Regions from separate parts of the Homo sapiens genome. Here region 2 is linked to region 1. A link is an interaction called in ENCODE POLR2A ChIA-PET data of the cell type or tissue named here. Cell type or tissue: OCI-LY7. All regions are shown on one strand. Each heading gives the region's core, and the rest is flanking DNA. Links, peaks and the distances in the headings are about the cores only.

Region 1 (7,632 bases), core at 800-4,799:
AATGCTAGCACCAGACTTACCTAAAAATTTCTATAGCAGTGGCTGTGCTTCCCTGCTCAACGGTTTTTATGAAGCTGTTTACCTCAACACACATCTCTATAATCACTTTATACAGAGAGGTTATTTCTTTTTGTTGCATTAGTATTCTTTTGAAACTTTGGGACCAGATTTCCAAAATGGTGCCGAACACTGGAGAGAAGTAAGAATGTCACTGAATTGTAGGGTTTCTGGAGGCTTTTCTGTACCTACCACCCAGGGCTAAAGTAACATCAGAGGCCTAAAGTTGTTCCAAAAGTATGTGATTGGCAACTGCAGACTAAAAAACATAGATACAATTCTGGACTTTTGGCCCTGTGCGATGGTCTGGTGTGCTGCATTTAAAATGCTTATTCAGGACCAGTTCTTTATTGCTCCATGACCATAGTGAATAGAACAAATCGCAGAACCCCACCATGGAGCTCAATCCTGTTAGTCACTTTTGTCACCTCCACATCTCCTTCTCACTGGTGATAACATGCCTCATGTACTCCACTTGTTCCCACCTTATGATTAAGCCAAGCTCAGCCTGCCACCAGCATGCTCTGCAAGGCTGAAGAGTCATCCTGAAGACCCCTAAAGGTCAGTGGGAAAAGGATGGCTGGAGAGACATTACAATTAGCTGTGTAATTGTTTCTGTGAAATTATTTCACTTATGTTTACTTTAGACTAACAGGAAATTAAGAGTCCTAAATCTACCCCTATGCCAAATCATTCCAAGTAGATAATTTTACGTGCATCTCAAGGGTTAGCACCCTAAGGCATGCTTGTGGGGCATTAGAAAATGAGATTTTTTTTTTTTTAAAGCAGAGCCTCCTAAGAACATCAAAGTTGGTCCTAGCAAAATATATAAAGTCCCTAAAGCAACTTATACTTGAAACTTTTTTTTTTTTTTTTTTTAGAGGGGGGCCTCATTCTGTTGCTTGTGCTGGAATACATTGGTACAATCATAGCTCACTGTTACCTCTTGGGCTCAAGGGATCCTTCCACCTCAGCCTCCCTAGTAGCTAGAACTACAGGTGTGCACAACCACGCCCGGCTAATTCTTAAATTTTGTTTTTGTAGAGACAGGATCTCACTGTGTTGCCCAAGATGGTCTCAAACTCCTGGCCCCAAGCAATCCTCCTGCCTTGGCCTCCTCAAATGCTGAGATTACAGGCCTGAGCTACTGTGCCCAGCCTAAACTTTCCCACTTCTCTCTGTGGCTTCTTTCCAACCTCTCTCCTTCCTCTCCCCAAGTCCTGTTTCTTTGAAGCTGGTAACTGAATTTAAGATGATATCTGGTTGGTGTTTAAGGTTTGAGCCTCCCAAGGTTCTGTGCATTTTGAAAGGAGATTTCTAAAAATAATTAAGGTGCCCTAACTCCTTTCCTCATGATTCCTACTCCGAAACCTGGATGGTTAGGAGCCCAGGGCTCCCTGATTTCCAGAGCTATATCCTGTTGGACCTTTGCCAACAGACCTGACACTTAGGGGTTATTGTTATAAATCTAATTCTCTAATATTTTTTACATGTTGTTTCACTTTGAATAAGCAAATGAAGAATCAGTTTTCTAATATGACTTTATCCTCAAGCTAGAGACACTAGCCTATTTGGTAAATCACACATTACTTAGGTATATTTATTACTATAACCAGGTTGGAGCTTCCATGTTTAAGCTGGGTATATGATGGGTTTTTGTTAAAATGTGCCTTAAAAAGCCTATTACTTCAAGAGCAAATGATTCTTTGGGGGAAAGGCAAAAATAATTCTATGACATAGGGCCCAAGTTCATGGTAGTAAGTGTACTCTTTGATTAATCACACGCTAATATAGATTACTGCCTCTAACTTTGTAAGTGTGGCAATGACTTCTTAATTAAAGAAAGATGCAGGAGTTATGTCTAAGCGTTCAGTTTTTCAAATCTGTGTTATTGGAAATGTCTTCAAGTCATTTTGCATTGTATTTTTGATATGAGAGGCAGCTTATTGCGATGTGTATGGCCATGTTTCATTCTCAAATTTAATTCTATAAATACAAATCCTAAATACATGGCTACAGCAACTGCACTGGAACATTTTTGCTTGGTTTTAGGGATTGAGAACTTGCCTTGCAGGTTTCCTTCCTCAAAAGGAGCAGGGCAGTCCTTTCCCTGTTGAGTCAATTAGAATTTTTACATAGAGGTGAGACTGTGAATTATTTTGGTTATTTTCAGTGATGTAGATTAGTGTGAATGACCAGGGTGGAATGTTTTTGAAGGAATATAAAGCAAAAACTGGTTGACATTCACAAACTGTTCTTTTGTGAACATATTTTGGACCCTTAAATATGACTAAAATCACAGCAATATTGTTACATACGGGTTATATGCCAACTCTGTTTGAAATATACTCTGGAAAAACAGCTGAATTGTCTTGGTTATTAAAGTATGGTATGTATTCAACTTGTACAGACTGGATGTAATTTGTAATCAGGTATAGTCCATGTTTTACTTTAAGCAGTACATCACTTAATAACCATTGTTAAGCCATTGCTTTCAAGAATGTTAACTGCCAATTTAAAAGCATGTGTCCTAGGTTCATGCTTTGGTAAAGCTCTCATTTCAAGTGTATTCATAGCTAAGCTTTCTGGGAGCAGAATTGTCTCTTTGGTGAAAAGGAAGTACAGCCTTTCCTGTTTCTGAGGTTGCTTACCATACATGTATGTCACTGTTTCATTGGCCCTGTTACATCCATTTGGTAAAATTTATTTGTCCTGATTAACCAGCTCTCATTTTATGGAAATGATGATAAATCTCACTACTTAAATTTAATTTATGCTTTTATTTTTAAACTCTCTTACATCTCCACATTTTTGATGGGTACATGCCAGTTAGGGCTGTAGAACTGTTACTTCAGTAAACTTCAGATATTAACTCTTGCTGCTGTGGCCCTAATCCCCTAGTCATATGGAAATCCTTTTCCTAACAGTTTACCTTATCATTCTTAACTTTGCTTAGTAAGATTCCATCCTACAATGACCTTTTTCAGATCCCCTAGGAGTTCTCAGAGAGGGGCTAGCATTAGATGTTATATCTCAAATATGAAATCCTGTTCCTGGTTGGAAAACCTGATCTGAAATAATTATTTCCAAGATTTTCCATCAGTAGTGATGTTGAGCTTAAGAGAAAGAAAATTTTGTCTTCAACAGAAGTATTTAGTAATAACAGATACTGATTGAGTACACACAATATGCCGCAGGCACTGCTCTGAAGTACTTTTGCATAACTAAAATTCATAAATCCAAGAGGTAAGTACTGTTACCATTTCTATTTTTCAGATGAGGCAACCAAGGTCAAAAAGATGAAATAATAACTTGCTCAAGATCATATAGCTAGTAAGCCCACTTTCCCAACTACAACTATAAGCAGCTTCACCAAATGTTTTAAAAAAAATACCTTCCTTTCACAAATATGAAGAGGGGCACTTAGAGGATTTGTCTGGTGGACTAAGACTATGGGGTGTGCCATGCCATTTGAGGATGCAAAAGGAGGGCGGTATTCAGGAGAGTGTGTCAGAGCCCACCAGATACATTGGAGTTTATCCACCTAAACTACTAATTACTACATGGGCATGAATGCTGGCATATTGAGAAGTACCTATTCTTACATGAGCTCCCCTGGCATATTTATAGAACCAATAGGAGCAGTCTTCTAAATGTACTTCACCCAGAGAAGAAAGTCAAAGATCATGCATTTTTATTCCTAACCCATTAAATAACTCTAATGCTGAAGATGGTATTAAGTGTCTAAATATCTAAAGAAAATATAAATACCTTTTATAGCCATTTGGTTTTCTAATAGGCAATAGTATATTTCAAGCTCAGAAATCTAAGAATAAGCCTTTGGTCTTAACTGTATTCAACTTTTTACCTTGAGATTTCAATATATGTAAAAAAAATAAAATACTGATCTGGAATAAAATCCAAAAAGGTATATTTCCATCCTAATTCTTTTTTGACCTTCAGATCTATATCTTAAATTGCAACTAGCATGCTTTTGCTAGAATCTTCTATAGGTGAAAAGCCTCAAATCTAATATGTCTAAAATTGGCTTCCTTCTTGCTAAATCACCTATGATGGTGTGACTTTCCTCCCTGTGCTTCTGCCAGACACTTGGGCCTCATTCTTGACTCTTCCCTCCCCTCCTGTTCACCTGCAGTCAGTCACTCGGTTCTTTCAGCTCAGCCTTACAAAGGTCTATTGAATCTGTTCTCTCCATCTCCTCTGCCATTATCTTGGTTTAGACCACCATCTCCTTTTTACTTGGATTTCAGTATTTTTTTTTTTTTTTTGAGAGACAGTCTCATTATGTTGCCCATGCTGGAGTGCAGTGGCATGATCCCAGCATACCATAACCTCAAACTCCTAGGCCCAAGTGATTCTCCTGCTTCAGCCTCCCAAGTAGCTAGGACTACAGGTGTGCACCACCACACCTGGCTAATTTTTGTTTGTTTTTTTGTAGAGATGGAATGTCGCTATGTTGCCCAGGCTGGTCTCAAACTCCTGGGCTCAAGTGATCCTCCCATCTTGGGCTCCCAAAGTGCTTGGATTATAGACATGAGCAACTGCATCGGACCTTTCAGTAGCTATTTAACCAGTGTCTCTCTACCCCATTCATCCATCCATCCATCCATCCATCCATCCATCCATCCATCCATCCATCCATCCATCCTTCATACAGACCCCGAGTGGCCTCTCTCAACCACCACAATTCTGACCTTCCTTGCTTCCTGACCTTCTTAAGCTTCCTTGCTTAACACCCTCCAGGTCTGAAGCTCTCCATGACTCCTAGATATCAGCCCAAACTCCTTAGCAGAGTTCACAAGACCCTGCTCCCTGGCCTTGCTGCATCTCCGGACTTGGTTTATTCTCCCTCAATGTGTTGAGGACAAGCATGACCAAAAGAGTGTGGGGTAAATAAAAGGAGCCATGAGTTTTGATTCTTTTGTCAATAATGATTGCTAAATCTCCTATGATGGTGTGACTTTCTGAGGGAAATTAACAATGTTCTTTTATCCAACAGATATTTATAGGGTTCCAATTATATTCCAGACTCTGTGCTAGAGAAATGGCTAAAAGGCAGATACTGGAGATGAAAGGATTTTAATATCTAAAAATAATGAAAAATAAACTAATTTTTGATAGGTCCTTATAGATGTCAGTTTTTAGAACTGCAGTTGTGTAGGACTTTACCACTGTGCGCAGCAGAGACCATGGATAATAACTAGCATCCAAGAAATTGAGTTGTTCAACCAATAGATCAATAGCTATATTTACTATTAATTTAATGTAAGACTAAATAGAAGAAGTAGGCTGTAAATTCGAAATGTTTATTGACATGTAGTGCTTTTCCTTGTAATTAAGAGGTGAATTATCTTAAAAGTAGGAAGTTTTAAATGTTATTTTAATATTCATACTTTTCCAGCTTAATACATGTATGACATCAATATCACTTCCAGAATTGGATTTAATAAAAAGTTTATTTGGCCGGGCGCGGTGGCTCACATCTGTAATCCCAGCACTTTGGGAGGCTGAGGTGGGCGGACCATGAGGTCAGGAGTTCAAGACCATCCTGGCCAACATAGTGAAACCCTGTCTCTACTAAAAATACACAAAATTAGCCCAGTGTGGTGGTGTGCGCCTGTAATCCCAGCTACTCAGGAGGGTGAGGCGGGAGAATCGTGTGAGCCCAGGAGGCAGAGGTTGCAGTGAGCCAATATCGCACCATTGCACTCCAGCCCAGGCGACAGTGCGAGACTCCATCTCAACAAACAAACAAACAAAAGTTTATTTTACTTTTCTACCCTTTTCAATCTGTTCGTACCAGGGAACTATTTATAAGAGTGTCGCCTAAGAATGTTTATATTCTCTTAACATGTCATCAGGAACAGTAGAATATGTGAGAAAAATCTGATGGTAAATGCAAAACTCTTTCACATCATTCAGAATTTTGAAAGGCTGGGTGATTTTAAAATGTGTCATACTTGTCCTAGAGGTCCTCAAAAGACCTACTTTTATCATAAATTACAGTTAAGTTCAGGCAGTGATCTTATTTCAGTTGTATCATCAGTATTTTGCAATAGTCCTGGGAAAGTGAAAATATAAGCTCTAGTAGTCTCGTTCATGATTTTAAGATACCAATTTGAAGTATCATATTATTCCAAGAAACAACTTAATTCCAGGATTTAAAAAAAAATCCAAAACAATATTGTTAGAACAGTGCAACAAATATTTACAAGTCAATAGTCTTTTCTTTGTAGAATATTACATTTATGGTTTCAATAAATGATTTAGCAGTTAAAGCTGAGATGAAGTGTGGTTCTCATATTCAATCTTGAAAAACTAAACCATCTTTAAAAAGTAGAACGTCCATGTGAACTCATGCCTGAAGCCATGTTTGAACGCTAGATAAAATTGCCCTGGGACAGAACTGTAGTTCACCTTTATGAAATCAATTTTAAACTTGTTATTGTGAGCCACAATAAATACAGTTCACATTGCAAACTATCACACACTCATACAAATGTTACTAAAAAAAACTTACCAAGTTATATCCTCTCTACATGCAATGCATTCTGGTATTTTCTCTTTCATTTGCTTTTTTTAAAAAGATCTCACAATCCACTAATGAGTCACAACCTGTGGTTTGTAAAGTAGTGTTAGAATGAACCCATTGGCCACATCAGAAATATCTAAGGATTTTCTTTCCAACCTAAAATCTTTTCCTTCTCTGTTAATTAAGAGATCTTAACAAATGGGAAATTCTGAGTAAGTTCCTGAATTTTTCTTTCATTTGATCATGGCCTTCTAGTGTTTACTAAAGTGGTTTTTCTTTTCACTGCCATCCTTGGGTATTTTTGTATGCTGGGTTGTATTACGGGTGAAGGGTTGATGGGGTTGTAGGCCTGAGAGGATCATTTTTATTACAGACTCTATCCTTGACTATAATATGATAGCGTTACATGGAGTTTAGTGACTCATGAGCTCATGTCTGACTCCTAAGGGGTCCTTTGTTAATTCAGATGACATTGGTCTTATCCGTTATCAAGAATCCATGAGTTTGGCTGGGTGTGGTGGTTCATGCCTGTAATCCTAGCACTTTGGGAGGCCGAGGCGGGTGGATCACAAAGTCAGGAGTTCAAGACCAGCCTGACCAACATGGTGAAACCCCGTCTCTACTAAAAATACAAAAATTAGCCAGGAGTGGTGGCACGCACCTATAATCCCAGCTACTCAGGAGGTTGAGGCAGGAGATTCGCTTGAACCCGGGAAGCAGAGGTTGCAGTGAGCCGAGATCGCGCCACTGGGCGCCAGCCTGGGCAACAGAGCGAGACTCCGTCTCAAAAAAAAAAAAAAAAAAAAAAAGAATCCATGAGTTTGCCCTTTTGTGCTATTTTGAAAGGGAGCTGATCCAGTGACTACACTCAGGAGGGTGGGGGCATTAACTGGTGTCCAGCTGCCTGAGACCTTGACCATCTTGCTTCCTCAATCTTTCCTAATAAGCTCCTGGGGCCAGCAGGGTTATTCTATTCTTCCAAAATTGAGAGTCATGAAACCAATCCCCCTCTCATGAAAGGC
Region 2 (7,632 bases), core at 1,717-5,716, 420 kb before region 1:
AGTGCAGTGGCAGAACCTCGGCTCACTGCAACCTCCCCCCTCCCAGGTTCAAGTGATTCTTCTGCCTCAGCCTCCTGAGTAGCTGGGATTACAGGTGCCTGCCACCATGCCTGGCTAATTTTTTGTATTTTTAGTAGAGACGGAATTTCACTATGTTGGCCAGCCTGGTCTCGAATGCCTGACCTCGTGACCCCCTGCCTCAGCGTGAGCCACTACACCCAGGCCACCCACTTTTCTTCTTGGAATAAGTTCTGGGTCATTTCTTGAACCCATCAGTTGGGTTCTGGTCAGTAGTAGTAAAAAAAAAAAAAAATTAAAATGTAATATACATATAGGAAAATGCACATTGTCATAAGTGTAGTCAGTGATTATTCATAAACTTCATATAAATAACACCAAACACCCAGTACTTCCAAAGCTCTTTGTGTTTTTTTCTAGTTGTGAAGACCCGTCCCCTTCCCTCCTCCCTCTTTACCCCCCACGTATCCTGTAACCAGTATCCCAACCTAGATTATGTTTAGGGCATTAGGATTTTAACATAGGGAAGGATTCTGGTTAGAATGGACCTGCTGTTGTTTAGCAGTGGGGACCCTGGGGCCAAAGCGCAGGGTAGAGTTGCGGTGCAGCCTGCCTGCTAAATTTATGAGAGGACAACCCTGAGGAAAGTTCAAGAGCTTCCAGCTCTGAATTTCTCATTTAATCCTCACGTATTTTTAGGGAACCAGCCATATTTGAGAACTTACTACCCCTTTAAGGTTATAAATCATTCCCCTTTTCCCCCATGTATATTGGATGCATTGTTATTATTAAACACATTTAAGGCCAGGCGCAGTGGCTCACGCTTGTAATCCCAGCACTTTGGGAGGCCGAGGCGGGCAGATCACGAGGTCAGGAGATCGAGACCATCCTGGCTAACATGGTGAAACCCCGTCTCTACTAAAAATACAAAAAAATTAGCCGGGCTTGGTGGCAGGCACCTGTAGTCCCAGCTACTCGGGAGGCTGAGGCAGGAGAATGGCTTGAACCCGGGAGGCGGAGCTTTCAGTGAGCCGAGATCGTGCCACTGCACTCCAGAGTGAGACTCTGTCTCAAAAAAAAAAAAAAAAAAAAAATTAAAAGTTTTGATACAACATTTACCATGTTAACATTTTTTACTTTACACGTTAGTTCACATTTTTTGTAGAGACAGAGTCTCACTATGTTGCCCAGCCTAGTCTTGAACTCTTAACCTCAAGCCATCCTCCCTCCTCAGCCTCCCAAAGTGCTGGGATTACAGGTGTAAGCCACCACATCTGACTGAGAATGTTTTTGTCTTACAAAGCTGAAATTCTTTCTCATTAAACTTACTGGGTGTGTTTTAATATTCTTTTTTACTTTTTGTTACAGAAAATGTCGCACATATTCCAAAGTAGAAAGAATGGTATAGTGAATACCCATGGACCTGATAGACCTGGGTATTCAATAATTATCAATTACATTTCATTTATATTTCTGCATGACTACCTCACATTATATTACTTAGAAGCAAATACCAGGCATCATAGTATTTTATATGAAAATATTTCAGTATATATCTCTAAAGGAGGCAAACTTTAAAAATCCCTGCTATTGTTATTATACCTAAAAAAAAATTACAACATAAGATATCCTCTCAGTGTCCATATTTCCCTGATTGTCTTCTAAATGTATTGTGTATATTTGTGATCTTAGATGGGAAATCCTAGAATATGGGGAAAGGAATAAAAGAAAAATCCAACAGTAATAGATGAGGTTTGCTCTTCCCTACCTTTGTGCATCAGCTTTTTTGGCTACTTAAACTTTGGAAGATTTTCTTACATTTGCCAACAAATTCTGATTCCCTACTTCCCATGGAATACCCCCACCATCCCTCACCCCCAATAAAAATGGAAAGAAAAAAAAATCAGATCCTTGCTTTATTTTTATTTTTATTTATTTATTTATTTTGAGGCGGAGTTTCACTCTTGTTGCCCAGCTGGAGTGCAGTGGCACGATCTTGGCCCACTGCAACCTCCGCCTTCTGGGTTCAAGTGATTCTTCAGCCTTAGCTTCCCGAGTAGCTGGGATTACAGGCATATGCCACCATGTCCAGCTAATGTTTTTGTAATTTCAGTAGAGATGGTGTTTCACCACGTTGGCCAGGCTGGTCTCGAACTCCTGACTTCAGGTGATCCACCTGCCTTGGCTTCACAAAGTGCTGGTATTACAGGCTTGAGCCACCACACCTGGCCCTTTGCTTTATTTTTAAAAATTTATTTATTTTTCTAGAGTCGGGGTCTCTGTGTCACCCAGGCTGGAGTGCAGTGGTGTGATCATGGCTTACTATCCTTGAACTCCTGGGATGAAATGATACTGCCACCTCAGCACTTCCAGTAGCTGAGACTATGGGCATGGGCCACAATGCCCATGAGATCTTTAGATGACATACCTGTTGTTATTATAGTTTTGGTACTACTAATTTACTTACAGAGGTTTGTGTAAGGTTAGTAGAAGGCTTACTGTGGAAATTAACTTCGGTTCCTTGGGGGAAGAACTCTTCTTGACATGGCTTTTGTCTTGCCTCTTTAGGGTGGTAATAGGAGTTCTTCACGTGAACAGGAGCTGGCCCTTAGGTCTTATGTGCTGGTTGAGTCTGTCTGCAAAAGTCTTCAGACCCTGGCTATGGCGGTTGCTTCTCAGAATGCTGTGTTGTTGGAAGGACCAATAGGATGTGGCAAAACTTCCTTAGTTGAATATTTAGCTGCAGTGACAGGTAGAACAAAGCCTCCTCAGCTTCTCAAAGTCCAGCTTGGAGATCAGACTGACAGTAAGGTAATAAGGAAATGTTAAGTTTTGGTGGCTTGTCATGCTTGTAAATATTTGCATTAAAATATTGCTTTTGCTAAGGGAATATAACAATAGTTATTGGTCTTGCTTATAACTGTTGGGGCCAACCTATGTAAACCTCAAGTGCCTACTTACTTACACCTACCTATAGAAGATTAACAGTTAATCAAAGGATGTAGCATTGCCACTACAGGTATGGTTTTTCAGTAATTACTTTATCTTCTTTCTGCAGATGCTTTTGGGGATGTATCGCTGCACAGATGTTCCTGGAGAGTTTGTGTGGCAGCCTGGCACCCTGACACAGGCAGCCACAATGGGCCACTGGATCCTTCTGGAGGATATTGACTATGCCCCCTTAGACGTGGTATGTCATCTCAGGAAATTCATTGTCCCTTAATATATTTTCCTGTCTTGGAAAAGCATTTTGTTAATAGTGATTCTGGTGATGATTTAAACAAAAATGTATTTGATTAGACGTACTATGTTGCAGGTACTTCATGGTTACTTACCTGATCTGATTTGCGGTCCTGAATTACTTGACTGGTTTCTTGTTTGATAGAGATTTTCTATAAAATTTTGGTTGTGCTGTTTCCTATAGTAGTTGAATATGTGACCAGTTTCATAGTAGTATTTTCCTCCCTTAATTGAATATGAGATCAACATTTTCCAAGAACAGGTCTGGTTTGGAACATCTCAGCCATGTTACATGTACATTGAGAACTTTGAGATCCTGCTTCTTAGTGGTGGCAGCTACAGAGGAGTGGGCTGAGGACAGGTGAAGGAGGAGATGATGTAATAAGAGTGTGCTTGCCTTTGTTTAGTTAAGAAAAATATGCTGGATTTGTATTTTGGTTTGTAAAAAGACCACTTCTGTGTGTAAGAAATTAGCCATTGAGACAATCCATGTTGCCTTTGTATTCTGAAAAGTGACAAAAAATGTATTGCAGGATGAAATATTCTTCCTTTGGACAGAGTTTTCCCGAGATTGGTTTTAATTTTCTTTTTCTTTTTTTTTTTTGTGAGACAGAGTCTTGCTCTGTTGACCCGGCTGGAGTGCAGTAGCACGATCTCGGCTCACTGCAGCCTCCGTCTCCCGGGCTCCAGCAATTCTCCTGCCTCAGCCTCCTGAGTAGCTGGGATTACAGGCATGTGCCACCATGGCCGGCTAATTTTTGTATTTTTAGTAGAGACGGGGTTTCACCATGTTGGCCAGGCTGGTCACGAACTCCTGACCTCGTGATCTGCCTGCCTCAGCCTCCCAAAGTGCTGGGATTACAGGCGTGAGCCACCGCGCCCGGCCTTCCTTACCTCTTTATTCTGTTCTTATCCCATTGTCTTAGCACTGGCTTATTTTGTCTACCTATCTCTCTTGCCTTTGTTACCTGAATAGTGTCCTTTTTGGCCGTTTTTCCTCTAGTCTAGCTCCTTTCCAAATTGCTACACAGTTGATTTTCTAAAATAAAAAATGGAATTATTTCTTTTCTTCTCAGCCTAAAAGCCTCTCGATAACTCTTATGAAAAAGTTCAAAGCCCTTAGCTCAGCACAGGAGGCCTTTTATTACTTACCTCTAAGCCTTACATCTTTCTGCTGCTTCTTACTGCACATTCTACCCTACACATAACAGAATTCTTGTGCCATGGCTTTTAGGTTTATCAGTTTTTTAAAAATACACTTGCATACTTCTGCCTGAAGTGTATGTACCATTTCTGTTTCACCAAACCTGGTTAATTTCTGCTCATTCTTCTTTAAGGTTTAGCAAATGTCACTACCTCTGGGAAGACTTCACTGCCCTGCTTCTAAATCATTCTATCCTGATTCAGAACCCCCTGTATCTTTATATATGACTTTGTATACTCCTGGGGTACACTGATTATGCTGTGTGGGAATTTGCATGCCTGCCCTCTCCCATCAGCCTCTAGGCTCTAAAGCCTTGGTCCTGTCTGTATTCTTGTGTCTTGCTTGGTTGTGATCCACAGGAGGCACTCGTGAATGTCGAGTGTGTAAATTGTGCTGGAGTGTAGGTGATTCAGACGTTCCCACCTGCATACTGACCCCAGTTTGGACTATGAGAGCTGACGTTTCCTTTAAGGGTGTGTCTGTCATTTTGAGAGAGGGTTGTTTTGTTTTGATTATTTCTGTCTTAATAGCTTTACTTTATCAGTGCGGTTGTTGTTATCTGATTTAGGTTTCTGTGCTGATCCCTCTCTTGGAGAATGGAGAGCTCTTGATTCCTGGCCGAGGTGACTGTCTGAAAGTGGCACCTGGATTTCAGTTTTTTGCAACCAGGAGGTATGTACTAGTAACCTTTCTGTTTTCACTCTGGAGCCACTTACTCGTAAGTCTGCATGCTGAGCCAGAGGTCCTGTAATAGAGTTCTCTGGGTCTACTTCAAGCAAGGTTAGTTGGAAGTGATAACAGGTCTAACCTTCTCATTCCTGATTATTTTTAATGAAGATAATTTATAAAATAAGAGGTCCCCCCCCCGACTTAAAAATAAGTAACCAGTTTAAAACACTTCACCTTATTTCATGTTTTAAAAAATAATCAGAGGTGAGGTTATTGTTAGATAGCCCAGGGTTTGAGTCCTGACACTGCTACTTAGTACCTATGTATACCTTGGCTGGTTATGATGGGGTTAATAATACCTTCTTCAAATGGTGGCTGTAAAGAATAAGTGAAATGACTTGTACTAAAGACCTGTCACAATAAATGCCCAGTTAATGGCTAGCCATGATGGTGATAATGATAGGTAGATTTCAGGCAATTGAAAAATTAATTGGATATAAGCATGAACAAAGGCACAAAAACTGAGCGTGCTTAGTATATATTCCTGCCTACATTTTAAAATTACCTGAAGGCAGTGGTTTATTTCTTACTGCTAGTCTATACCTGCACAGCTTCTTCAATGTCTTTAAATGCCCATGAGTGAAACTAACATCATTCTATAGTTAATGATTATATTAGTGTTTACCTCAGTTAACATTGACTTCTGCATGGAGTGTGGAGCTAACCCGATAGTATTCAAGGAATACCTCCCTAGACCCAATTACTCTTTTTTTTTTTTTCTTGAAATGGGGTCTCACTGTGTTGCCCAAGCTGGTCTTGAACTTCTGTACTCAAGCAGTCTTCCCAGCACAGCCTCCCAAGTAGCTGAGACTACAGGCACATGCCACTGTGCCCAGCTGACCCTGTTACTTTTTTTTTTTTTTTTTTTTTTTGAGATGGAGTCTCATTCTGTCACCCAGGCTGGAGTGCAGTGGTGTGATCTTGGCTCACTGCAACCTCCACCTCCTGGGTTCAAGCGATTCTCCTACCTCAGCCTGCCAGGTAGCTGGGATTACAGGCACCTGCCACCACACGGGCTAATTTTTGTATTTTTAGTAGAGACGGGGTTTCACCATGTTGGCCAGGCTGGTCTTGATCTCCTGACCTCATGATCCTCCGCCTTGGCCTCCTGATGTGCTGGGATTACAGGCGTGAGCCACCGTGCCCGGCCCAATCCTGTTACTTTTGTTTTAAACATTTATTTATTTTTTAGAGACAGTGTTTTGCTTTGTACCCAGGCTGGAATGCAGTGGCTTGATCGTAGCTTACTGTAACCACAAACTCCTGGGCTCAAGTGATCCTCCTGCCTCAGCCTCTTGAGTAGCTAGGACTACAGGGGTACACCACCATGCCTGGCTAAAAACAAATTTTTTTTATTATTATTATTATTTTAGAGATGGAATCTTGCTGCATTGCCCAGGTTGGTCTTGAACTCCTGGACTCGAGCAGTCCTCCCACTGTGGCCTCCTAAGTGTTGGAATGACAGGCATGAGCCACTGTACCTGGCACTGTTAGTTTTGATAGACCTTGATTTTTTATTTTATTTAATTAATTTTTTTTGAGACCGAGTCTCACTCTGTCATCCAAGCTGGAGTGCAGTGGCATGATTTGGCTCACTGCAACCTCTGCCTCCCGGGTTCAAGCGATTCTCGTGCCTCAGTCTCCCAGGTATCTGGGACTACAGGCACGCACCACGCCTGTCTAATTTTTGTGTTTCTAATAGAGATGGGGTTTTGCCATGTTGCCCAGGCTGGTCTTGAACTTCTGGCCTCAAGCAATCCACCTGCCTCAGCCTCCCAAAGTGCTGGGAGGTGTGAGCCACCACACCTGTCTTATTTTATGTTTTTTTAGAGATGAGGCCTCAATTTGTTGCCCAGGCTGGTCTTGAACTCCTGGGCTCAAGCGATCTTCCTGCTTTGGCCTCCCAACGACCGACATGAGCCACTGAGCCTGGCTGACCTTGATTTTATTTATAGAGATAGTGAAGTTCTTCCCTGGTAGATTCAAACACTTCCCAGAAAGACCTGGGACATCGTGGAAAGATGTTAGACAAACTTGTGATCTGATAAACTTGAATTCAATTTTCAGTTCTGCCATTTTCAGTCACAGTTGAGTGTATAAGGGCCATTCTTTCCTTCTCTTCCATTTATGTCAGAAGAAAAGAATGGCATCTTCCTCTCGGGACAGTTGTGAGGACTAAGTGGCCTATGCATAAGCATGTACCTTCCCCAGAGTGTATGTTTAATGTATATTCCTTCTCTACTTTTTTCTCTTCTGGAAATTTTTAATGGTTTTCAAGTACTGTAGCTTCTGGTAACAAGCAGTGAACTTAATGTTAATGCTATGAGCCTTGGATTATGCTTTCTCTTTCCTGAAGTTATTTATGCCTTAAGGAAGAGGAACCTGTCATTGAAATAAAAACATTTACCTTGTAGAATTATTTGCAGTGATTTGAAAATATT

The links. Peaks named below come from ENCODE experiments on the same cell type or tissue, not always from the same donor. Only the 100,000 strongest peaks of a DNase experiment are listed, where the experiment ranks them.
Region 2: POLR2A ChIA-PET joins it to region 1 with 7 read pairs; 2 of 35 experiments call an interaction of 5 or more read pairs at or near these places.

What each region holds. Positions count from the first base shown.
Region 1 is chr6:89,359,830-89,367,461 of GRCh38, reverse strand. RRAGD (Ras related GTP binding D) reads left to right here. Exons shown (of 7, transcript NM_021244.5): 7 at 1-2,846. Among named protein-coding and RNA genes, the nearest start is that of UBE2J1, 11 kb to the right of the region's middle. In OCI-LY7, for the core only: no CTCF peak of the experiment used is centred there; a DNase peak (open chromatin) is centred at 2,671; H3K27ac peaks cover 1,672 bases.
Region 2 is chr6:89,785,356-89,792,987 of GRCh38, reverse strand. MDN1 (midasin AAA ATPase 1) reads left to right here. Exons shown (of 102, transcript NM_014611.3): 6 at 2,587-2,829; 7 at 3,077-3,208; 8 at 5,031-5,134. Among named protein-coding and RNA genes, the nearest start is that of MDN1, 31 kb to the left of the region's middle. In OCI-LY7, for the core only: no CTCF peak of the experiment used is centred there; no DNase peak of the experiment used is centred there.